Linked DNA regions of Homo sapiens: all the other regions are linked to region 3. A link is an interaction called in ENCODE POLR2A ChIA-PET data of the cell type or tissue named here. Cell type or tissue: A673. All regions are shown on one strand. Region 1 overlaps LOC105370034 (a long non-coding RNA gene). Region 2 overlaps KDM2B (lysine demethylase 2B). Region 3 overlaps KDM2B-DT (KDM2B divergent transcript).

Evidence for each region. ChIA-PET counts read pairs that join two places held together with the same protein. Peaks named below come from ENCODE experiments on the same cell type or tissue, not always from the same donor. Only the 100,000 strongest peaks of a DNase experiment are listed, where the experiment ranks them.
Region 1: POLR2A ChIA-PET joins it to region 3 with 14 read pairs; 15 of 35 experiments call an interaction of 5 or more read pairs at or near these places.
Region 2: POLR2A ChIA-PET joins it to region 3 with 15 read pairs; 8 of 35 experiments call an interaction of 5 or more read pairs at or near these places.

What each region holds. Positions count from the first base shown.
Region 1 is chr12:121,687,377-121,695,376 of GRCh38, forward strand. It overlaps LOC105370034 (a long non-coding RNA gene), which reads left to right. Exons shown (of 3, transcript XR_001749356.2): 2 at 1,692-1,895; 3 at 2,864-3,326. Among named protein-coding and RNA genes, the nearest start is that of TMEM120B, 21 kb to the right of the region's middle. RefSeq lists an enhancer at 1-578. In A673, no CTCF peak of the experiment used is centred here; a DNase peak (open chromatin) is centred at 3,995; H3K4me3 peaks cover 187 bases; H3K27ac peaks cover 383 bases.
Region 2 is chr12:121,458,991-121,466,990 of GRCh38, forward strand. All of the region lies in intron 12 of KDM2B (lysine demethylase 2B), which reads right to left. Among named protein-coding and RNA genes, the nearest start is that of MIR7107, 19 kb to the left of the region's middle. RefSeq lists a silencer at 7,677-7,726. In A673, no CTCF peak of the experiment used is centred here; no DNase peak of the experiment used is centred here; H3K4me3 peaks cover 1,168 bases; H3K27ac peaks cover 573 bases.
Region 3 is chr12:121,586,725-121,594,724 of GRCh38, forward strand. It overlaps KDM2B-DT (KDM2B divergent transcript), which reads left to right. Exons shown (of 4, transcript NR_183427.1): 2 at 6,709-6,823. Among named protein-coding and RNA genes, the nearest start is that of KDM2B, 9.7 kb to the left of the region's middle. RefSeq lists enhancers at 4,234-5,049, 5,050-5,865. In A673, no CTCF peak of the experiment used is centred here; a DNase peak (open chromatin) is centred at 3,637.

The sequences.
Region 1 (8,000 bases), 100 kb after region 3:
TCACACCTGTAATCCCAGCACTTTGGGAGGCCGAGGCGGGTGGATCACCTGAGGTCAGGAGTTCGAGACCAGTCTGGCCAACATGGTGAAACCCCGTCTCTGCCGAAACAAAATACAAAAATTAGCTGGGCATGGTGGCGGGCGCCTGTAATCCTAGCTACTCGAGAGGCTGAGGCAGGAGAACCTCTTGAACCCAGGAGGTGGAGGTTGCAGTGAGCTGAGATTGCACCATTGCACTCCAGCCTGGGTGACAAGAGTGAAACTCTGTCTAAAAAAAAAAAAAGAATCAGCCGGGCGCGGTGGCTCACGCCTGTAAACCCAGCACTTTGGGAGGCTGAGGCAGGTAGATCACCCGAGGTCGGGAGTTGGAGACAAGCCTGACCAACATGGAGAAACCCTGTCTCTACTAAAAATACAAAATTAGCCCGGCATGGTGGCTCATGCCTGTAATCCCAGCTACTCGGGAGGCTGAGGCAGGAGAATCTCTTGAACCCAGGAGGCAGAGGTTGTGGTGAGCCGAGATCGCGCCACTGCAGCCATTGCACTCTGGCCTGGGCAACAAGAGCGAAACTCTGTCTCAAAAAAAAAAATGGTAATAATAAAATTTTTAAAAAGAGCCCTAAACCAAGAATGGACCTGCTTTGAAAAGAATGAACTGCTTCGTATGTCCCTCATAAAAAGCATAGAAAAGTAATGAAAAAGCAACATGGAAACCCTTAAATGGACTCAAAATCTACACCTAGTTAATATGATGTTCCCTGCATTCAGAAGGGCCTTGTGCTTGGGTTAATACCCTCCTGTTGCTATTTCAAAATTCTTTTTTTTTTTTTTTGGAGTCTCCCTCTGTTGCCCAGCCTGGAGTTCAGTAATGTGATCATGGCTCACTGCAACCTCCACCTCCCAGGTTCAACTGATTCTCCCACCTCAGCCTCCCGAGTAGCTGGGATTACGTGCGTGTGCCACTATGCCCGGCTAATTTTTAATTTTTAGTAGAAATGGGGTTTCATCATGTTGGCCAGGCTGGTCTTGAACACCTGACCTTAGGCTTCCTGACCTGATCCACCCCCCTCGGCCTCCCAAAGTGCTGGGATTACAGGTGTGTGCCCTTGCGCCCGGCCCATTTTCAAATTCTTCATAATTTTTTTTTTTTTTTGAGACATGGTCTCCCTCTGTTGCCCAGGCTTGAGTGCAGTGGTGCGATCACAGCTCACTGTAGCCTTGACTTTTTAGACAAGCGATCCTCCTGCCTCAGCCTCCTGAGTAGGTGGGACCACAGGCGTGTGCCACTATGCCCGCTAATTTTTTATTTTTATAGAGATGGGGTCTCGCTATCTTGCCTAGGCTGGCCTTGAACTCCTGGGCTCAAGCGATCCTCCTGCTTCAGCCTCCCAAAGTGCTGGGATTACAGGTATCAGCCACTGTATGCAGCCCCCTGCTCTTAAATAGAGCCTCATGAGAGAAACAGTCCCCTTCCCAGCTGTGGACATAGTTACGTGAGGATGTGATAGAGGCTGTGACATGCTGAGAAATACAGCCAACCTGCTGCAGATGGCAGAGAAAAAGAACTTGACCCTTAATGACATTCCTGAGCCATTCACAACACTGTAAGGTCATTGGACCCATTGTTCTGTGACATAGTAAATTTTCCTTATTGGTTAAGCACTTTTGGTTACATTTCCTTTTACTTGCAGGTTGGCTGATTGTGGAGGCTAAAGCAACTCTACCTTGCCAGCTTATCCACCATGTGGACTTCTAATTAATCTCAGTTGCCGGAATGCCTCTAAGATTTCTACGTTATCTACTGTGAAGAGCAAGTAATTACTGCAAATCCTGCCCTTGGGTCAAAACAACCTTGATGACATATTCCTTCTGAAGCACATATACTCTTTCCCTAGGTATATAAGCCTTGGGTCTGGGGGCTAACGGTGCAGGGATCCATCATCTCACAGCCACCCAAGACATGGCTTTTGTTCAAAAATCCCTATTAAATGTTTCATTCTGAGACTGGGTGGGTGGCTCACGCCTGTAATCCTAGTGCTTTGGGAGGCCAAGACAGGAGGAATGCTTGAGGCCAGGAGTTTGAGAGCAACCTGGACAAAGTGGTGAGACCTCATTGCTACAAAAAAATGGAAAACCTTAACCAAGTGTGCTGCGGTGCACCTATAGTCCCAGCTACTCAGGAAGCTGAGGCAGGAGCATTGCTTGAGCCCAGAAGTCTGAGGCTACAGTGAGCCATGATTGTGCCACTGCACTCCAGCCTGGGCAACAGAGCAAGACTCTGTCTCTAAAAAACAAAAAAGTTTCTTTCTGAGAAACCAGGTTTGTCAGCTTCCTTCAGCTCTCAGCCCTTGCAGGTAGGTTTGCTCATGGTAGAACACTGATACGTCACCCCCAAGCTATCCCAAGAAACCATGGTCACTGGCTTGGTAATGTGTTAGCTTGGCTAGTTGAATTGCATTTCCCAGAATTCCTTTTTCTATGTTTTTCTGGTTGGGTGGGCCATAAAGGGCAATTTTCTGTGGCATGAGATTTGGTGTGTGGAAGTAGAGCAGCAGCCATACTCTTACTGATGCCTGGAAGGCCGGGGCAGAGTCACCAGCCACTTCTGCATCTCCTGAACATTGTCCTTTACCTGCCTGCGGTGGGTCCACCTGCCCCTGGATCCTTGTTTGGCTGCTGTGACCCCTGAGCCAGCTCCCTGCCTAAGGGCACCAGTGTTTCCTGCAGGACACCCATGCCATCAAAGTTGGGGACAATGAGGACTGACCTAGGTTTCAGTCTGTGCTTGTAGATTTCAGCTCTTGCTCATGGGTTCCAGATCGTTCTTGCTCTTCCCTACTTTACATCCATCTTCTGTTCTCAGCTGCCTGCCCTGCAGACTTCAGGCTCCAGCATCAGACACAGAGACCCAGCGTTATGGAGACTGTCTAACCAGATCTCACAATTGTGGAAGATCCCAACTCCTACAGAAATCTCTTAAAAACCACGTGTGGCTGGGCACAGTGGCTCATGTATGTAATTCCAGCACTTTGGGAGGCTGAGGTGAGTGGATCTCTTGAGCCCAGGAGTTTGAGACCAGCCTGGAGCAACATGGTGAAACTGTGTCTCTACAAAAGATACAAAAATTAGCTGGGCATGGTGGCATGCGCCTGTAGTCCCAGCTACTCAGGAGGCTGAGGTGGGAGGGTGACTTGAGCCCAGGAATTGAAGGCTGTAGTGAGCTGTGATTGTGCCCCTGCACTCCAGCTGGGGTGACAGAGCGAGACCCTGTCTCAAAAACAACCCCTCCCCCAAAAAAGTCACCTGGATGAGGCCAGGCGCGGTGGCTCATGCCTGTAATCCCAACACTTTGGGAGGCTGAGGCGGGCGGATCACGAGGTTAGGAAATCGAGACCATCATGGCTAACATGGTGAAACCCCGTCTCTACTAAAAATACACAAAATTAGCCGGGCGTGGTGGCGGGCACCTGTAGTCCCAGCTACTCAGGAGGCTGAGGCAGGAAAATGGCGTGAACCCGGGAGGCGGAGCTTGCAGTGAGCTGAGATTGCACCACTGCACTCCAGCCTGGGCGACAGAGCAAGACTCTGTCTCAAAAAAAAAAAAAAAAAAAAAAGTCACCTGGATGAAGCCTGTGCAGCCATTTCAGCCAAAGATGCTACTGGAGATGATGCCCAACACAAAGAGAGGGCAGAAATACCCCAGCTTCCCCTCCTGCCTTCCAGCCTCCCACCAGTGCCTTCCATTGACTGAGCCCAGCAGGAAGGCTGGAAAGCTCAGTCTGCGTGTTCATCACCTTGGGAAACGGAGCAGAGCAGGCGGAAGGGTAAGGAGGGGATCGGATGTCATTCAGGCAAATGACAAGTACACTAAATATTCACCCACTCGATACATATTTATTGAGTGCCGGGAGCCACGCTAAGTGCTGAGGCTACTGCCTTGCTCAAAGCAGACAAAGTCCCGTGGTTGGAGATTGGAATTGTTTTAGGATGCCAGTGAGAAGCCTAAACCGCAGGAAGACACACGGTCTCAACCACATGCTATAGCAATTACTTATATATAACATTTCCCTAACCAGACAACATGCTGGCATTGGCAGATGTTAAATGAACCAAACTGAAATACAATACACTTCTCAATTTAACCCCTCTCCAGAAAGAAGCACATGAATTTGGCAGCTCCTTTAAAGATGCTAATAAGTTTGAAACATCCTTTCTATTGCCTCATGGCTCTATCACGGGAAGTACTTACAGTTTTGGAGTTACCGTTCATCTAAATTCTTTGATATAATTACATTGCTAGGACACTTTTTTTTTTTTTTTTGAGTTGGAGTCTCGCTCTGTTGCCCAGGCTGGAGTGCAGTGGCACGATCTCGGCTCACTGCAACCTCTGCCTCCTGAGTTCAAGCGATTCTCCTGCCTCAGCCTCCCAAGTAGCTGGGACTACAGGCGCCACCATCACGCCTGGTTAATTTTTTGTATTTTTAGTAGAGACAAGGTTTCACTATGTTGGCCAGGCTGTTCTTGAACTCCTGACCTCAGGTGATCTGCCCGCTTCAGCCTTCTAAAGTACTGAGATTACAGGTGTGAGCCATCATGCCCGGCGTTTTTTTTTTTTCAGTCTCACTCTGTTGCCCAGGCTGCAGTGCAGTGGCACGATCTCGGCTCACTACAACCTCCGCCTCCTGGGTTCAAGCAATTCTCCTGCCTTAGCTTCCCAAGTAGCTGGGATTACAGGCGCCCACCACCACACCCGGCTAATTTTTGTATTTTTAGTAGAGACAGGGTTTCACCATGTTGGCCAGGCTGGTCTTGAACTCCTGACCTTAAGTGATCCATCCGCTTCATCCTCCCAAAGGCATGAGCCGTCCTGTCCGGCCATGATATATTCGTTTTTTGTTTTGTTTTTGTTTTTTTTTTTTGAAACGGAGTTTCACTCTTGTTGCCCAGGCTAGAGTGCAGTGGCACAATCTCCGCTCACTGCAACCTCCGCCTCCTGGGTTCAAGTGATTCTCCTGCCTCAACCTCCCAAGTAGCTGGGATTACAGGAGCCCACCACTATGCCTGGCTAATTTTTTTGTATTTTTAGTAAAAACGGGGTTTTACCATGTTGGCCAGGCTGGTCTCAAACTCCTGACCTCAGGTGATCCTCCCGCCTCAGCCTCCCAAAGTGCTGGGATTACAGGCATGAGCCACTGCACCCCGCCATATTAGTTTTTTTTGTTGTTGTTGTTGTTTTTAAGACACAGGCTCTTGCTATGTTGTCCAGGCTGGCCTCAAACTCCTGGGCTGAAGCTGTCCTCCTGCCTCAGCCTCCAGAGTGGCTGAGATGACAAAGATGCATGCACCAGGGCACACTTATCATGTAAATTATTTGGGGTGGATCATGCCAGTTCCTAAATCAAATAATTAACTGGTTTTCCTTAATCTAGAGACAGTAACAAATAATGTGGATCTCATTCATCACTCAAGATGTTAGGCGCTATGGCTGGGTTCTGTGGCTCACGCCTGTCATCCCAGTGCTTTGGGAGGCTGAGGTGGGAGGATGGCTTGAACCCAGGAGGCCAAGGCTGCAGTGAGCCATGATGGTGCCACTGCACTACAGCCTGGGCAACAGAGCAAGACCCTGTCTTTCTTTCTTTTCTTTCTTTCTTTTTTTTTTTTTTTTTTTGAGACAGAGTTTTGGTCTGTCACCCAGGCTGGAGTACAGTGGTCTGATCTTGGCTCACTGCAGCCTCCACCTCGTGGGTTCAAGTGATTCTGCTGCCTCAGCCTCCCAAGTAGCTGGGACCACAAGCGCGTGCCACCACGCCTGGTTAATTTTTTTGTTGTATTTTTTGTAGAGATGGAGTTACACCATGTTGGCTGGGCAGATGTCAAACTCAAGTGACCTCAAGTGATTTGCCTGCCTTGGCCTCCCAAAGTGCTGGGATTACAGGCAAGAGCCATGGCGCCCAGCCATATCTCACCTCCTAAAATAAAACAAAATCAACCAGGCAGGATGGCACACACTTGTAGTTCAGCTCCTCAGGAGGCTGCATTGAAAGGATTGCTTGAGCTCGGGAGATCAAGGCTGCTCTGAGCTGTGATTATGCCGTGGCACTCTAGACAGGGCAACAGAAAAAAAAAAAAAAAGAATGTCACAGCAGCGAAATGAATGAATTATAGTCACATGTAACAATGGCTGAGTCTAATATGGAGCTATAATACCAACTACAGGAAGACAGATAGACATGTATATATATATGTGTGTGTGTGTGTGTGTGTGTGTATAATTTATATTAATAATTATGTTCAGCCAGGTGCTGTGGCTCACGCCTATAATCTCAGCACTTTGGAAGGCTGAGGCGGGCAGATCATCTGAGGTCAGGAGTTCGAGACCAGCCTGGTCAACATGGTGAAACCCTGTCTCTACTAAAAATACAAAAATTGGCGTGGTGGCATGCGCTTGTAATTCCAGCTACTCAGGAGGCTGAGGCAGGAGAATCACTTGAACCCAGGAGGTGGAGGTTGCAGTGAACTGAGATGGCACCATTGCACTCCAGCCTAGGCAACAGAGCAAGACTCCATCTCAAAAAATAAATAAATAAATAAATAAAAATAATTATGTTCATACATAACTTTAAAAATAAAAGATCCAAACCAGGAAAAATAAATATAAGTGGTAAAACTACAAAGAAAAGCAACTAAATTACCAGAAAAGCAAGGCTGTGGTTACGTCTGGGGGAAAGAAGGAGGCCAAGGCTGAGAGTCTGCATGTTCCAGGATTCTGGGCTCTGGCAGTGATTAATTTCATGACCTGGGTGGTATGTACCTAGGTGTTCAGCTTACTATTACTTGACAAACTGTACATAATGGTTTTTGTGCTTTCCTCTATGCTTATTTCGTGAGAAAATATAAATGTAAAAAAAAGCTGACAAAAGCAAGTCTCAGCACATTGTTGTTTTAAATGTAATAGATTAGTATACAATTTATTTACAAGATGAACAGTACACAACATAATGAGATATAAAAGAACATAAATTGAACTAGAATGATATACCCCAAGTTCACAATAGTGGTTGCTTCTGGAGAGTGAGAAAGTGGGGATTAATGTATAATTATATGCCAGGTGCAGTAGCTCACACCTGTAATCCCAGCACTTTGGGAGGCCAAGACAGGAGGATCGCTTTGAGACCAGCCTGGTCAACATACTGAGACTGCCATCTCTACAGAAAATGTAAAAAATTAGCCGGGTGTGGTGGCATGCACTTGTAGTCCCAGCTACTCGAGAAGTTGAGGTAAAAGGATCACTTGAGCCTGGGAGGTCAAGGATACAGTGAACTGAGATCACATCACCGTGCTCTAGCCTGGGCGACAGAGACAGACCTTGTCTCAAATAAATAAATAAATTAAATATTTTTTAAAAGGCCAGGCCTGGTGGCTCACGCCTGTAATTCCCAGCACTTTGGGAGACCGAGGTGGGCAGATCACGAGGTCAATAGATCGAGACCATCCTGGCCAAAATGGTGAAACCCCATCTCTACTAAAGATACAAAAATTAGCTGGGCATGGTGGCTTACACCTGTAGTCCCAGCTATTCAGGAGGCTGAGGCACAAGAATCACTTGAACCTGGGAGGCGGAGGTTGCAGTGAGCCGAGATCGTGCCACTGCACTCCAGCCTGGGTGACAGAGTGAGATTCTGTCTCAAAAAAAGAAAAAAAGAGGCCAGGTGCGGTGGCTCATGCCTGTAATCCCAGCACTTTGGGAGGCCGAGGCGGGTGGATCATGCGGTCAGGAGATCGAGACCATCCTGGCTGACATGGCGAAACCCCATCTCTACTAAAAATATAAAAAATTAGCCAGGCGTGGTGGTGGGCGCCTGTAGTCCCAGCTACTTGGGAGGCTGAGGCAGGAGAATGGTGCGAACCTGGGAGGCGGAGCTTGCAGTGAGCCGAGATCGCACCACTGCACTTCAGCCTGGATGACAGAGCAAGACTCCGTCTCAAAAAAAAAAAAATAT
Region 2 (8,000 bases), 130 kb before region 3:
CAGGAGATTCACTTGAACCCGGGAGGCAGAGGTTGTAGTGAGCCAAGATCACACCACTGCACTCCAGCCTGGCAACAGAGCGAGACTCTGCCTCAAAAAAAAAAAAAAAAAAGACACACACTTTCTGATTTCAAAACTCACTACAAAGCTACAATAAACAAGGCTGTGATGGTAGTGGCATAAAGACAGACCTATAGATCAATGAAACAGAATTGAGAGTCCAGAAATAAAGTCATATTTTGACCAAATGATTTTTAATAAGGATGCCAAGGCAATTCAGTTGGGTAAAGAATGGTCTTTTCAACGTATGGTGCTGGGACGAATAGCTATCCACAAGCAAAAGAACAAAGATAGACCCCTACCTCACACCACATATACAAATTAACTCAAAAATGGATCAAAGACCTAAACACACAGCTAAAATTATAAACCTCTTAGAAGAAAACACAAGTGTAAATCTTTATGACTTTGAATTAGGCAAGGGTTTCTCTGATATGACACCAAAAGCACAGGTGTCAAAAAAAAGATAAATTCGACTTCATCAAAATTAAAAACTTTTGCTGGGCATGGTGGCTCACGCCTGTGATCCCAGCAGTTTGGGAGGCCAAGGCGGGAGGATCACCTGAGGTTGGGAGTTGGAGACCAGCCTCACAAGCATGGAGAAACCCCATCTCTACTAAAAATACAAAATTAGCCAGGTGTGGTTGCACATGCCTGTAATCCCAGCTACTCAGGAGGCTGAGGCAAGAGAATCGCTTGAACCCAGGAGGCAGAGGTTGCAGTGAGCCAAGATCACACCATTGCACTCCAGCCTGGGCAACAAGAGTGAAACTCCATCTCAGAAAAAAAAAAAAAAACTTTGGTGCTTTAAAGGGCACTATCATGTGCAAAGGCCCACAGAATGGGAGAAAATATTTGTAAATCATGTATCTAGCAAGCAGTTAGTACTTAGAATATACAAAGAACTCCGACAACTCAATAATAAAGAGATGAATAGGTAATTTTTAAATGGGCAAAGGATTTAAATAGCTATTTCTCCAAAAAAGATCTACAAATGGCCAGTAAGCACATGAAAAGATGCTTAACATCACTAACTAATAAAGTATGTAATTTGCACTGGAGACTCATTCATTAACCCCCTAATTCACAAATCCACCAACCCAAGTGTTTCCTGGCTGTGAATTATGTATCTGATTTGATGCTAAGTGCTAGAACTACAGAAATGAGTAAAATGTGTCCCCTAGTCTGAAAGGCATTACACTCTGGAAAAAGAAAGACATGCAACCACATAAATGCAATGCAACATCATTATGATGACATTAAAAACTAACATCTAGGTTGAGGCAGGAGAATCACTTAAACCAGGAGGTGGAGGTTCCAGTAAGCCAAGATCGTGCCCCTGCACTCCAGTGGCAGAGCTGTTTTTGAGACAGGGTCTCGCTCTGTCACCCAGGCTGGAGTGCAGTGGCGTGATCTCAGCTAACCGCAGCCTCGACTTCCCAGGGCTCAGGTGATCCTCCCACGTCAGCCTCCTTAGTAGCCGAGATACAGGCATGTGCCACCACACCAGCTAATTTTTATTTTCTTTTTCTTTTTTTTGAGCGACGGAGTCCCACTATGTCACACAGGCTGGTCTCGATCTTCTGGGTTCAAGTGACCCGACCGACTTGGCCTCCCAAAGTGCTAGGATTACAGGTGTGAGCCATCGAACCTGGCCAAAAGGTAACACTTACTTAAGTGCTAGTCATTCATCAATATCTGTATCAACAATCTTTTTTGTTTTTCTGGTAGGGATGGGGTCTTGCTATGTAACCCAGGCTGGTCTTGGACTCCTAGCCTCAAGCAATCCTACCACCTCAGGCTCCCAAAGCTTTAGGATTACCGGCGTGAACCACCACACTCTGTATCAATAATCTATGAGGAAGGAATTACTATTATCTCCATCTACAAGTGAGGAAACTGAGACATGGCACAGTTAAGTCATCCGCCCGATGTCATACTATCAATGAATGAGAAAGCTGAGATACAGACCCAGGCAGTGGCTCTAAAGCCTGGACCCTGGCATGCTAACCCAGAAGAGATGCCTCATATCATGGATAAGGGAGGCTGGAAAAAGCGCCCCAGAACATAGGAGGTGGTGACTAAGGTGGGTCTTAGAGGGAGAACAGGACCCTGCGTGCCAGGGGTGGGAGTGGGGTTACGAAGTGGATATTCTAGGCAGAAGGAAGAACAAGAGAGAGATGTGAAACTGCGTGACACATTCAAGGAACTGCAAATAGCTCGACACAGCTGCTGGAAAACAGCTCTGAAGTGGCTGGAGCCTCATCCTGCAGGGCCTCATCTACCACAGTAGGGAACTGGACCCATCACAGTAAGTTAAAGGCTTCACAACATGACTGTATTCTGGCAACAGTGAGGGGAGTGGATATTTTTGGGGCAGTGGGCAAGACAAAAGACAGGGAGATCAGCTGAAGATGATGAAGGCAGGAGCAGAAGGAATGGAAGGAATGAAGAGGAGGGGATGATTCAGGAGATGCTCTAGAAGCAGACCCAGTTTTAGAAGACCCGGTGATTGGCTGAACATGGGGTATGCAAGCAGACTTCTGGAGGACTTTGAGGTTTCCGACTTGAGCAACAGAAGAACAAGGGGGCTCGGGAGAGGGGAAGAAACAAGGACTGCTGTGGGCATGCGGAATCCAAGGGGCCCATGGGACAGCCAAGGAAGGTGTTGCCCAGCAAGCAGGTGGAACCAGAGCTAAGGTACACACCTGGGAACCGACACTGCATAGGTGCTCAAACTAGTTAAGTCCGTGAGGATGTCCAGGGGGAATGGAAGAGTGAAAAGAGAACTCCAACAGTCCCTTCAAGACTGAAAACATTCAACCGGCAGGTGAGGAAAACCAACCTGCTGAGAAATGGCCAGAAAGGCCAGACAAGCAGTAGGAGGCTGTGGCATCACAAGAGCCAGGCAAGTTTCAAGAAGGGAGCAGTTACAAGTTTCAACTGTCAAGAGAAGTGAGAAAAACAGTAAAATGTAGCTATATGTTTTTACAATTAAGACAGTCCCAAGTTTTCTGCCAAAGTACTCCAAATAACATTACACGGACAGCCCCACAAGGGAAGGCCACAGGCCCCCCGATTTCTTTGTGCATGCTAATGTTGTACTGTATCGCACGACACAGCTGTATTTATCTCAGTATTATTCCTGTCCTCAAATCTGCAAGCATAATGGACAGCCCAGGAAAAGCTGGATTTTACCAGAGTGTTGCAGGCCCCTTAACACACGCCTGTAGACTCCAGGCTCTGGGTTTTTTAATATAGAGAGAGTAAGGAGCAAGAGACTAAAAACACAAGAACTACCAGAAAGCCCAGGGGATGGGAGGACCTCTGAAGAATCTGAGGAAAGCTAAAGACCTCTTCCTCCAAAAATGTATATAGGCACAAAGTAACAAAACTTTTGCATACATTTTCAAGAAGGATCAGAGGCCCCTGTCTTAAAATTTCACTTTTTTTTTTTTTTTGAGACGGAGTCTCGTACTGTTGCCTGGGCTAGAGTGCAGTGGCACAATCTCAGCTCACTGCAACCTCTGCCTCCCAGGTTCAAGCGATTCTCTTACCTCAGCCTCCCTAGTAGCTGGGATTACAGGCATCTGCCCCATGCCCAGCTAATTTTTTGTATTTTTAGTAGAGACGGGGTTTCACCATGTTGGCCAGGCTGGTCTCAAACTCCTGACCTTGTGATTCGCCCGTCTCAGCCTCCCAAAGTGTTGGGATTTCAGGCGTGAGCCACCGCGCCCGGCTGGCAAAATTTCACTGTTTAAGAAGCTATAGGCCAGGTGTGGTAGCTCACACCTGTAATGCCAGCACTTTGGGAGGCTGAGGCAGCAGATCGTTTGAGCCCAGGAGTTCGAGCCCAGCCTGGGCAACACAGCAAAATTGCATCTCTACAAAAAACACAAAAATTAGCCAGGTGTGATGGCACCTCTGCACTCCAGCCTGTGCAACAAAGTGAGACCCTGCCTCAGCAAAAAAAAAAAAAAAAGAGGCCAGGCGTGGTGGCTCACGCCTATAATCCCAGCACTTTGGGAGGCCAAGGCGGGTGGATCACAAGGTCAGGAGTTCGAGACCAGCCTGACCAACATGGTGAAACCCCGTCTCTACTAAAAATACAAAAATTAGCCAGCCATGGTGGCGCACACCTGTAGTCCTAGCCACTCAGGAGGCTGAGGCAGGAAAAATCGCTTGAACCCAGGAAGCAGAGATTGCAGTGAGCTGAGATCGCGTCACTGCACTCCAGCCTGGACAACAGAGCGAGACTCCGTCTCAAAAAAAAAAAAAGCACTAAGACAAATACCTAATGCATGTGGGGCTTAAAACCTAGATGATGGGTTGATAGGTACAGCAAACCACCATGCCACATGTATACCTATATAACAAGCCTGCACGTTCTGCACATGTATCCGAGAACTTAAAGTAAAATAAAATAGCTATAATTGGTAACAATGGTTCTATGACCACATAAATTTCTGAGAGATTTTCTTCTCCATAATTTCCTGATTTTTTCAACAAGCTGTAGCCATTTTTATTTTTATTTAAAAAAATTTTTTTGAGAAAGGGTCTTACTCTGTCACCCAAGCTGGAATGCAATGGGGCCATCACTACTCACTGCAGCTTCGAACTCCTGCGCTCAAGCAATTCTCCCACCTCAGCCTCCGAGTAGCTGGGACTACAGGTGCATGACACCATACCTGGCTAATTTTTGTACTTTTTTGTAGATGGGATTTCACCATGTTGCCCAGGCTGGTCCCAAACACCCGAGCTCAAGCCATCCACCTGCCTCAGCCTCCCATAAGTGCTGGGATAACCGGCATGAGCCACTGTACCCAGCCTGTAGTCATTTTTATAGAAAAAATAATAGAAGCTGTTTTCACATCAAGAGAAAAAAAAAAACTGGCCAGGCGCAGTGGCTCATGCCTGTAATCCCAACACTTTGGAAAGCCAAGACAGGAGGATCATTGAGGCCAGAAGTTCAAGACCAGCCTGGGCAACATATCAAGACCCCATCTCTATATAAATAAAAAATAAAAAAATTAGTAGCTGAGTGTGGTGATGCGTGCCTGTAGTCCTGGCTACTCAGGAGGCTGAGGCAGGAGGATCGCTTGAGCCCAGGAGTTCAAGACTGCAATGAGTTATAATCATATCACTGTACTCCAGCCTGCGTGACAGAGCAGGACCCTGACTCAAAACAAAAAACAAGATGGAACAAGAATTCTTCTAAAAGCCCTCCTTTAGGAGACACCTCTTCAACTTGGAAAGCAAGCTGAAGAATTTTCTGACACATTTTGTACTAGAGAAGCAAATGAAGTCTGTGGGAGAAGTTCCCGCCAAGGGTGCACACCGGCAAAGAGCACACAAGGGGTCTCCCGCCAACATGGCTCGCTCACCGCGGGCCCATCCCCTGTCTCCTGTCCCACAGGCTGTGACACTTGGGGAAACCCAGGCTGCTGAGGGAAGGCATGGGGCAGACAGGCCAGCGCAGCACGACAGGTCTCAGGTGGGGATGAGAAGTACACAGGCTCGGAAGGTGGAGCAGCCAAAACTCTGATGGGGTGGGCGTGAGGGCTACACCAACTACAGAGATGGACGGGGCAGCAGCAGCCTCCCACCAGGGCCTCCCTCCGACGGGTCCTTTCATCCAGCAGGTGGGCAAGTCTACTTGTTCATCCACACTCCAGGACTTGGCAACCTCTCCTCATGAAGGATCTTCTCCTTTGGTGCCAAACCCATTCAGCAGGGTGGGACAGAGGTACAGAGAAACTTCGAGAAGAGCTGGGTCTGGAGCCTGCAAGCTGGAGACTCCAGAGACCCTCGCTGTGCTTTGGAAGATGCAAATGCTTTCGAGGTCCTCAGAGGAAGCCACTCTTCTCAGGCTCAGGCTGAGAAAACTGTTGAGGAAAGCATGCAGGGAGGCAAGGAGAGTGTCCCCCAACTACGGGGTACCTTAGCTGACAAACACCTTCTCTGTTGGGACTACGAGACAAGCCTGCCCCCCACTGCCCTGGCTTAGATGTCGTCTCCCTCAGTGCACTGAGTGGGAAAAAAAAATCATCTTAAAGTTAACAATACAACCTCAAGTCGTTGCTAAGGACTCCACAAGTGCCACAATCGGCTTGACCAATGTGAGAAGGAGGAAGAAAAAATTTGGCTACAGTGAATACAGGTTTGTTTGTTTTTGTTTTTGTTTTTGTTTTTTTGAGACAGAGTCTCACTCTCGTCGCTCAGGCTGGAGTGCAGTGGCACGATCTCGGCTCATTGCAACCGCAACCTCCGCCTCCTGGGTTCAAGCGATTCTCCTGCCTCAGCCTCCTGATTAGCTGGGATTAAAGGCACCGGCCACCACGCCGGGCTCACTTTTGTATTTTTAGTAGAGACAGGGTTTCACCATGTTGGCCAGGCTGGTCTCGAACTCCTGAGCTCAAGTGATCCACCCGCGTTGGCCTCCCAAAGTGCTGGGATTACAGGTGTGAGCCACCGCGCACGGCCTACAGGTCCTCTCTTAACAGAAGTTTCTCTCAGGAGTGGCAGGACCCGAAAACATGTTTTTAAGCCCAGAGACACAATAAGTCTTGCAGTGTCAAAGATTGTATCTACAGGCCATAGGGTATGACCAAATTTAAAAAACAAACAAAAATCAGCTAACAGGAACCCCAATCCTGAAACACCAAAGCTCAGTGGAGACATCAAAGCCCAGCTGACACAGAATACTGACATCCTACGAATGAATGACCAAATGCCCCAGAAATGGCAAACTGTCGCAGGATTAAGTAGACTCCAAACTGAAATGAAAATGTTCAAAGCAGGAATTGAAGTGTGATCTATGGAACAAGACTTTGAGAGCCATTCACACGTAGGGCTACTGACTTAATAAAAGTTCAAGCCAAAAGCACTTGAATCGTCCCTGGGTTAATCCAATCCGAAAGAGCCGTGAGATTCCTAACACCTCAAAACGCACACGTGCCTGAAAATTCTCCAACAAAGCTGAGAAAATAAAAATCAACTGCCTGTTAGGTAAAACCACTTAATACTACGTATAATACGATTTAAGCGCAGCCTATAGAGCACTTCCTCAATTGCACCTAATGATGAAAAAAAAAAAAAGTTACCACATTTTGGCTGGGTCATTCCACAACACCTTTATCCCACCAGGATTATAAATAAGCGTTTTATGCACCCAAGTCCGTCCAATGCCACATGCTAACTCAATCCATCCCATTCTTAATTCCTCGGACAGGTCTACCTGGCCTGCGTCCTGTTCCAAGTATTATTTTGCAGATTATACTTCGTAAAACCTCAACTTTTTTCGCCTTCTTCCTAAACACGAACCTTCCCGGAGTAAATTCACGCCGTAAACACACCCAGGGCTTTGTTTTACACACAGATTTCTCCCCCTGGTCCCGAGAGAGGTTGCTTTTCCTTCTGAATCCACCGAGGCCAACTCCTGCCATCTGGGGTCGCGGCTTCCTCCGCCGCCGCCGCCGCTGCCGCCGTGCGGATTCGCCCGGGTTCCGGGTGGCCCGCGCCGGCCCGCGGCTCGCACCCCTTCCTGTCTCCGTCTGCCCACGGCGGGCGGCGGGCGCGCGGCGCCCAGACAAAAGCTCGGGCCGTCGGGCCCACGGGCCCCGGGAGCGCTCCAGCCCCGAAGCCGAGGGTCCTGGCACAACTTTGCGAACGCAGAGGCAGGAGGTGCCGGCGCCCGCGGGGTCCGGGTGCTCCCGGGGCAGCCGGCACGCGCGTGGGCCGCGGGCGAGGGCGCCGGGGGAGGGCGCGGCGCGCCCCGCGGCCGCCGGCAACTTGCCCCGGGCCGTGGCCGGCGCCCGGCAGGCCCGCCCGACGGCGAGGCCCGGCGGCCCACATTGTCCCCGCGGTGCCCGATGGCCCCCAGTGCGCTCGCTCGGCCGCACACGCCCCCTGCCCGGGCCGGCTGCGGGCCTGCCGCGCTC
Region 3 (8,000 bases):
GGGTTTTGCCATGTTGGCCAGGCTGGTCTCGAACTTCTGAGCTCAGGTGATCTGCCCGCCTCAGCCTCCCAAAGTGCTGGGATTACAGGCCTGAGGCACTGCGCCCAGCCTTATTTTCTTGTATTATTGTATCACAGAAATATACACACCAGCCAGGTGCTGTGGCTCATGCCTGTAATCCCACCACTTTGGAAGGCCAAGGTGGGCAGATCATTTGAGGTAAGGAGTTGGAGACCAGCCTGGTCAACATGATGAGACCCTGTCTCTACTAAAAATACAAAAATTAGCCAGGCATGGCGACACGCGCCTGTAATCCCACCTACTCAGGAGGCTGAGGCAGGAAAATTGCTTAAACCCGGGAGGCAGAGATTGCAGTGAGCCAAAATCATGCCACTGCACTCCAGCATGGGTGACTAAGCAAGTCTCCATCTCAAAAAAAAAAAAGAAAGAAAGAAAGAAATATACACACCATCTCTCATCTTGCCTTTCACTGACTATAATCTTGGACCCCTTTCCACGTGCTATCTGTAGAACTGCCATTCTAAAGTATTATTTAGGCTGGGCGCGGTGGCTCACGCCTGTAATCCCAACACTGGGAGGCTGAGGCAGGCGGATCACCTGAGGTCAAGAGTTGGAGACCAGCCTGGCCAACATGGTGAAACCCCGTCTCTACTAAAAATACCAAAAATTTGTTGGGCGTGGCGGCATGTGCCTGTAATCCCAGCTACTCGGGAGGTTAAGACAGGAGAATCGCTGGAACCCGGGAGTCAGAGGTTGCAGTGATCCGAGATCGCACCATTGCACCCCAGGGGCCTAGACAACAAGAGCGAAACTTCGTCTCAAAAAAAAAAAAAAAGAAAAGAAAAAGAAAAAAAGTATTATTTAAGTGTTACATAAATCTGAGTGTTGTGATAGAAAATTCGATTGGTTTTAAAAAGTCACAGAGTAAAGTGTATATTATGACCCATTTATGTCAAAACAAGCTATTTATAGTAATATTTGTATATATATATGTGTGCCCCCCCACCAAAAAAAAAAAAAGATAAGAAAGGCTTGGAGACTGGGCACGGTGGCTCACTCCTGTAATCCTAGCACTTTGGGAGGCTGAGGCAGATGGATCACCTGAGGTCAGGAGTTCGAGACCAGTCTGGCCAACATGGCGAAACCCTGTCTCTACTAAAGATACAAAAATTAGCTGGGCGTGGTGGCGCTCGCCTGTAATCCCAGCTACTTGAGAGGCTGAGGAAGGAGAATCGCTTGAACCTGGGAGGTAGAAGTTGCAATGAGCCGAGATCATGCCACTGCACTTCAGCCTGCCCAACGGGAGCAAGACTCCATCTCAAAAAAAAAAAAAAGAAAGGCTTGGAATTGCGCGGCAAACCACTACCTTTGATTCCCTCACAGGAGGGGAGAAAATTTTAACGGGGTTATATTTATATATTATTTGCGTCTTTAACAACAATTTTGACCTTTTACATTTGTCAAATATTTCAAACATAATGAAAGTTATAAAATAAATAAAGAGGGCCTAGTGCAGTGGCTCACGCGTATAATCCTAACATTTTGGGAGGCTCAGGCAGGCAGATCACCTGAGGTCAGGGGTTCGAGACCAGCCTGGGCACCATGGCAAAGCCCCGTCTCTACTAAAAATACACAAATTGGCCAGGTGTGGTTACATCTGTAATCTCAGCTACTCAGGAGGCTGAGGCAGGAGAATCGCTTGACTCAGGAGGCAGAGGTTGCAGTGACCCGAGATGGTGCCACTGCACTTCAGCCTGGGCAACAGAGTGAGACTCCCTCTCAAAAAAAATTAATAAAATAAATAAAGACTCGTGTATCCAGCATCCAGTGTTGGCAAATGTTAGAGATTTGCCATATTTGTATGAGTTTTGCAATTTAAAACAAATATTCTTTTTTTTTTTTTTTTTATGACGGAGACTCACTGTCGCCCAGGTTGGACTACAGTGACATGATCCCGGCTCACTGCAACCTCCACCTCCCGGGTTCAAGCGATTCTCTTGCCTCAGCCTCCTCCTGCCTCAGCCTCCGGAGTAGCTGGGATTACAGGCGTGTGCCACCATGCCCAGCTAATTTTGTATTTTTAGTAGAGACAGGGTTTCACCACATTAGCCAGGCTGATCTCGAACTCCTGACCTCAGGTAATCCGCCTGCCTCTGTCTCCCAAAGTGCTGGGATTACAGGCGTGAGCCAATGCGCCAGGCTCCTGAAACAAATATTCTTACTTGGGAAATAGTCTTAATCTGGGAGGATAACAGACCATACTATTTCTGTTAAAGTGATTGGGGTCTCCAGGCCGGGCGCGGTGGCTCACGCCTATAATCCTAGCACTTTGGGAGGCCGAGGCGGGTGGATCACCTGAGGTCAGGAGTTCAAGACCAGCCTGGCCAACATGGTGAAACCCTGTCTCTACTAAAAAAAAAATACAAAAAAATTAGCTCGGCATGGTGGCGGGCACCTGTAATCCCAGCTACTTCAGGAGGCTGAGACAGGAGAACCCCGTGAACCTGGGAGGCGGAGGTTGCAGTGAGCCGAGATTCTACCACTGTACTCCAGCCTGGGCGACAAGAGTGAAATTTTATCTCAAAAAAAAAAAAAAAAAGAAAAAAAAAAAAAGAACGTGATTGGGGTCTCCAAAGACCTTTTCTTTTTATTCCTCAGTCTTTTGTAGATTGAGTAAAAAGACTAAGGAAGACCAAAATGCATGCATATAGACTGTCAAGCCTTGGCCATTTGGGGAAGACTTCAGTTTCTCTCTAGAATTCTTCATTTTATTTATTTATTTAGAGACGGAGTCTTGCTCTGTCGCCCAGGCTGGAGTGCAATGCCACGATCTCGGCTCACTGCAACCTCCACCTGCCGGGTACAAGCTATTCTCCTGTCTCAGCCTCCTGAGTAGCTGGGATTACAGGTGCCCACCACCATGCCTGGCTCATTTTTGTGTTTTTAGTAGAGGCAGGGTTTCACCATGTTGGCCAGGCTGCTCTCGAACTCCAGACCTCAGGTGGATGCACCCGCCTCGGCCTCCCAAAGTGCTGGGACTACAGGCGTGTGCCACCGCGCCCAGCGAATTCTTCATTTTATAATCTGTCTCTTCCACTGTGAGGGTTGAAAGGAACACTGAATATAACAGGTGAGTTAATTAAGGGGTTAATGCCAGGAAGAGTCACGAAAGTTCAAAGATTCTTTAAAAAACTTGTCTTTTTAGGGCGGGCGCGGTGGCTCACGCCTGTAATCCCATCACTTTGGGAGGCCGAGGCGTGTGGATCACCTGAGGTCAGAAGTTTGAGACCAGCCTGGCCAACATGGTGAAACCCCCCCTCTACTAAAAATACAAAAATTAACCGGGCGTGGTGGCGCGTGCCTGTAATCACAGCTACTAGCGGGGCTGAGGCAGGAAGATCGCTTGTACCCGAGAGGCGGAGGTTGTGGTGAGCCGAGATCGCGCCACTGCACTCCAGCCTGGGCAACAGAGCGAGACTCTGTCTCAAAAAAACAAAAAAGAAAAAAAAGAAAAAAAAAAAAAAAAATTGCCTCTTTGGATTGATGGACAAGTACTTTAACCAATGGAAATAAAAATCTAAGCATTACTTCATCATACTCAATTGTGATTGGTTGACGATCCCCGAGGGAGGGCTCAGAGGGCTGGCAATTAACCCTTTCAGGGAAAATCAGGCCTTTTGCATTTATTTTATTTTAAAGTTGAAGTAGTAACAGATGAAAAGCCTACAAAAGTCCCCGGACTTTCAAATACCACATTTCAGTCTTAGCCCAGAAAGCAGGATTTCGCCCCACAAAGGAATAGTCAAGGACAAATTTCCTGGAGAAAAGTTTTGAACTTTTAGAACGGGGAATCCGCTGACCTCGCTGAGTAAGTGAGAAGGTTGATTCACTTTTTGTGCTGTTGGAACAGGGACCAGTGTTGGAGATGATTCCATTAATCTTGCGAAGTGATCAGTCACTGGGAGGATTGAATTGCATTTCCTGCCTAAAGATAGAGACAGATGACCTTTGCTGCAGCCCTCAGACCCCCAGTTCACAGCTGGGGAGAGGATGTGTCAGCGTTTACTTTCAGGTCTCACCCTGCCCTTTGTTCAAAATTCAGACTCTTTTGTGTTTAGGCTGCTGCTGGGGTTTTTGTAGTTGTTGATGCTGCTTTTTTTTTTTTTTTTTTTTTTTTTTTTATATAACCGCCCACATCCTGCAACTTCTGAGAAACAAACTCTCTATTTGGTAGAAGATAAAATCTGGAGGTGCCTCGGAGAGGGAACCAGAATAGACAGGGAATTCCGACAGGCCATTGGGCCTTTAGGCTTTAATTACTGCCCTCACCCCTTCCTGGACTCCCTAAATGCTGCAGGCTGAACTGGATGGAGCCAAAAGTCCAGCAAAATGAATAACAATGCTTCGTGTTTATATGGCTCTACTACAAGAAAGCTTTTACACACATTACCTCATGGAAGAGGCACTGCTAAAGCAGAAGTATTTACATAAATGAACATTCGCAGTTCCTAAATGTAGTCAGCTGCATGACCTAGGACAAAGTGTCCAAACTTAAGTCTCAGTTTTCTCATCTGTAAAATGGGGTCACATGAAAGTTACCAGAGGAGGCCGGGCGCAGTGGCTCACGCCTGTAATCCCAGCACTTTGGGAGGCTGAGGTGGGCGGATCACAAGGTCAGGAGATGGAGACCATCCTGGCGAACACGGTGAAACCCCATCTCTACAAAAAATTAGCAGGGCGTGGTGGCTGGCACCTGTAGTCCCAGCTACTCAGGAGGCTGAGGCAGGAGAATGGCGTGAACCCAGGAGGCGGAGCTTGCAGTGAGCCGAGATCTCGCCACTGCACTCCAGCCTGGGTGACAGAGCGAGACTCCATCTCAAAAAAAAAAAAGTTACCAGAGGGTCAAGGCGCGATGGCTCACACCTGTAATCCCAGCACTTTGGGAGGCCGAGGCAGGCAGATCCCCTGAAGTCAGGAGTTTGAGACCAACTTGGCCAACATGGGGAAGCCCCATCTCTACTAAAAACATAAAACTTAGCTGGGCATGGTGGCTCATGCCTGCAATCTCAGCTACTTGGGAGGCTGAGGCAAGAGAAATGCTTGAACCTGGGAGGCGGAGGTTGCAGAGCCTAGATCGTGCTACTGCACTCCAGCCTGGGTGACAGCAAGACTACGTCTCAAAAAAAGAAAGAAAGAAAGAAAGAAAGAAAAAGAAAAATAGGCCGGGCGAGGTGTCTCATGTCTGTAATTCCAGCACTTTGGGAGGCCAAGGCAGGCAGATCACCTGAGGTCGGGAGTTCGAGACAAGCCTGACTAACATGGAGAAACCCCGTCTCTACTGAAAATACAAAATTAGCCAGGCATGGTGGCGCATGCCTGCAATCCCAGCTACTTGGGAGGCTGAGGCAGGAGAATCGCTTGAACCCGAGAGGTGAAGGTTGCGGTGAGCCAAAATCACACCATTACACTCCAGCCTGAGCAACAAGAGCAAAACTCCATCTCAAAAAATAATAATAATAAAATAGTTACCCGACAATTGAATGAGCCAATGTTCTATAACAGGACTCAATAAATGGTGTGTCTTAATTAAAATGAGGTTGACCTCCTGGGCTCCAGAACGATGACAGCTAGCTGTGGATTGGGCAAATTTAGCTTTTCCCCAAGGGGAACGCCTTGGGGAAGCCTGCCTGGAATGTATGGATTGAGTCCCCTTGCTTGTACATCCTGTCCCTCACCAGACTCCAAAGTCTGACCGTGCTGAACTATTTTGAGTTCTTTGACTAAACCTGCTCTTTCCTCCTCTAGACCTTTGCATATGCCAGTCTATTCCCGCAGCCCTTCTTCCCTCCTGTTTCTCCTGGAATCTGCTTTGCTCTCTCTCTTTCCTGCCCCCTCCCAGTAATTACCACATCATCTTACTGTTGCCTGTGCCTTCACCAGACTGTAAGCCCTGGAGGGCAGTACCTGGTCTGTCTCATTCATGGATATAGCTCTAGCAAAGTGCCTGCATGTTCTCTAAAAATACTTGTGGTTTTTTTTTTATTATTTTATTTTTTTGAGACGGAGTCTCACTCTGTCGCCCAGGATGGAGTGCAGTGGTGCGACCTTGGCTCACTGCAACCTCTGCCTTGCCTCCGGAGTTCAAGCGATCCTCCTGCCTCGGCCTCCCAAGTAGCTGGGATTACAGGCACCCACCGCCACACCCAGGTAATATTTGTATTTTTAGTAGAGACGAGGTTTTGCCGTGTTGGCCAGGCTGGAAAACATACTTGTTGAATGGAAACCCAGCACCCCAATTCCTTCTCCCCAAATCCCAAAACTACTCACCCTTCTGGAAATCTCAAATAACTGCTGAAATTTTCTGTTTTCCTGGATAACCAAATTATAATACCCTTTACAGATGGTGTCCATGGCTTTTAACCCTCCTTGAAATGACATTCATTAATCCCACAACTATTTATTGAATGCCTCCTTGATTCACACAGAAAGCAACCTTAGGCAGGCACTGTGGCTCATACCTGTAATCCCAACAATTTGGGAGGTCAAAGCGGGTGGATCCCTTGAGCCCAGGAGTTAGAGACCAGCCTGGGCAACATGGTGAAACCCCATATCTACAAAACAAAAACAAAACACAGCAGCCTTGATAGGAAACTCTCCTCTTCATCCCGCGTCACCTATTCATGGCAGAGAGTGTGACGATCCCCCTGATGCGGCTGAGATGTTCTGAAATGAAGACGTTGGCTCTCATCCCCAGCCTGAAGAGAGAAAATTCTGAGATGGCTCCCTTACAGATTGAGAGCAGGTGAGTTTACCTCTACTCTCACGCAAAACTCTCATTCAGAACACCTGTCACAACTAATAGACTACTCACGTGTCCACAGTCTAACACCACTCAATAAAAGGAAAATTCCCCGTCTAATCCCAGCACTACAGGAGGCCAAGGCAGGAGGCTCACTTGAGAGCCCAGAAGTTTGAGAACAGCCTAGGCAACATAATTAGGCCCTGTCTCTGTTAAAAAAAAAAAAAAAAAAAAAGGAAAAGTCTCTGAGGAGTCTGAGGAGACCAACCTTGTTCGTCCTCTTCACTATTTTATTTATTTATTTATTTATTTATTTATTTATTTTGAGACAGAGTCTCGCTCTGTCGCCCAGGCTGGAGTGCAGTGGCACCAATCTCGGCTCACTGCAAGCTCCACCTCCCGGGTTCACGCCATTCTCCTGCCTCAGCCTCCCCAGTAGCTAGGACCACAGGCGCCCACCATCACACCCGGCTAATTTTTTGTATTTTTAGTACAGACGGGGTTTCACCGTGTTAGCCAAGTTGGTCTCGATCTCCTGACCTCGTGATCCACCCGCCTCAGCCTCCCAAAGTGCTGGGATTACAGGTGTGAGCCACTGCACCCGGCCTCTTCACTGTTTATTTTCAGGTCCTAGGACCCAGCTCATAAAACATACTCAACGAATGTTTGTTGAATGAATGAATTCCTCAACCTCCAAAACTATGTATATTTTCAGCTTGATCAACTATCCTTAAAGTGTACCTCTTTGAACAAGATACCGGCTGGGTGCGGTGGCTCATGCCTGTAATCCCAGCACTTTGGGAGGCCAAGGCAGGCAGATCACCTGAAGTCAGGAGTTTGAGACCAGCCTTGCCAACATGGTGAAACCCTATCTCTACTAAAAATACAAAAATTAGCCGGGCATTGTGGTGGGCACCTGTAGTCCCAGCTACTCAGGAGGCCGAGGCAGGAGAATCGCTTGAACCCGGAAGGTTAAGGTTGCAGTGAGCCGAGATGGCGCAGCTGCACTCCAGCCTGGGTGACAGAGTGAAACTGTGTCTCAAAAAAAAAAAAGTCCTGACACACTGGCTCACGCCTGTAATCCTAGCACTTTGGGAGGCCAAGACGAGCAGATTGCCTGAACTCAGGAGTTTGAGACCAGCCTGGGTAACATGGTGAAACCCCGTGTCTACTAAAACAC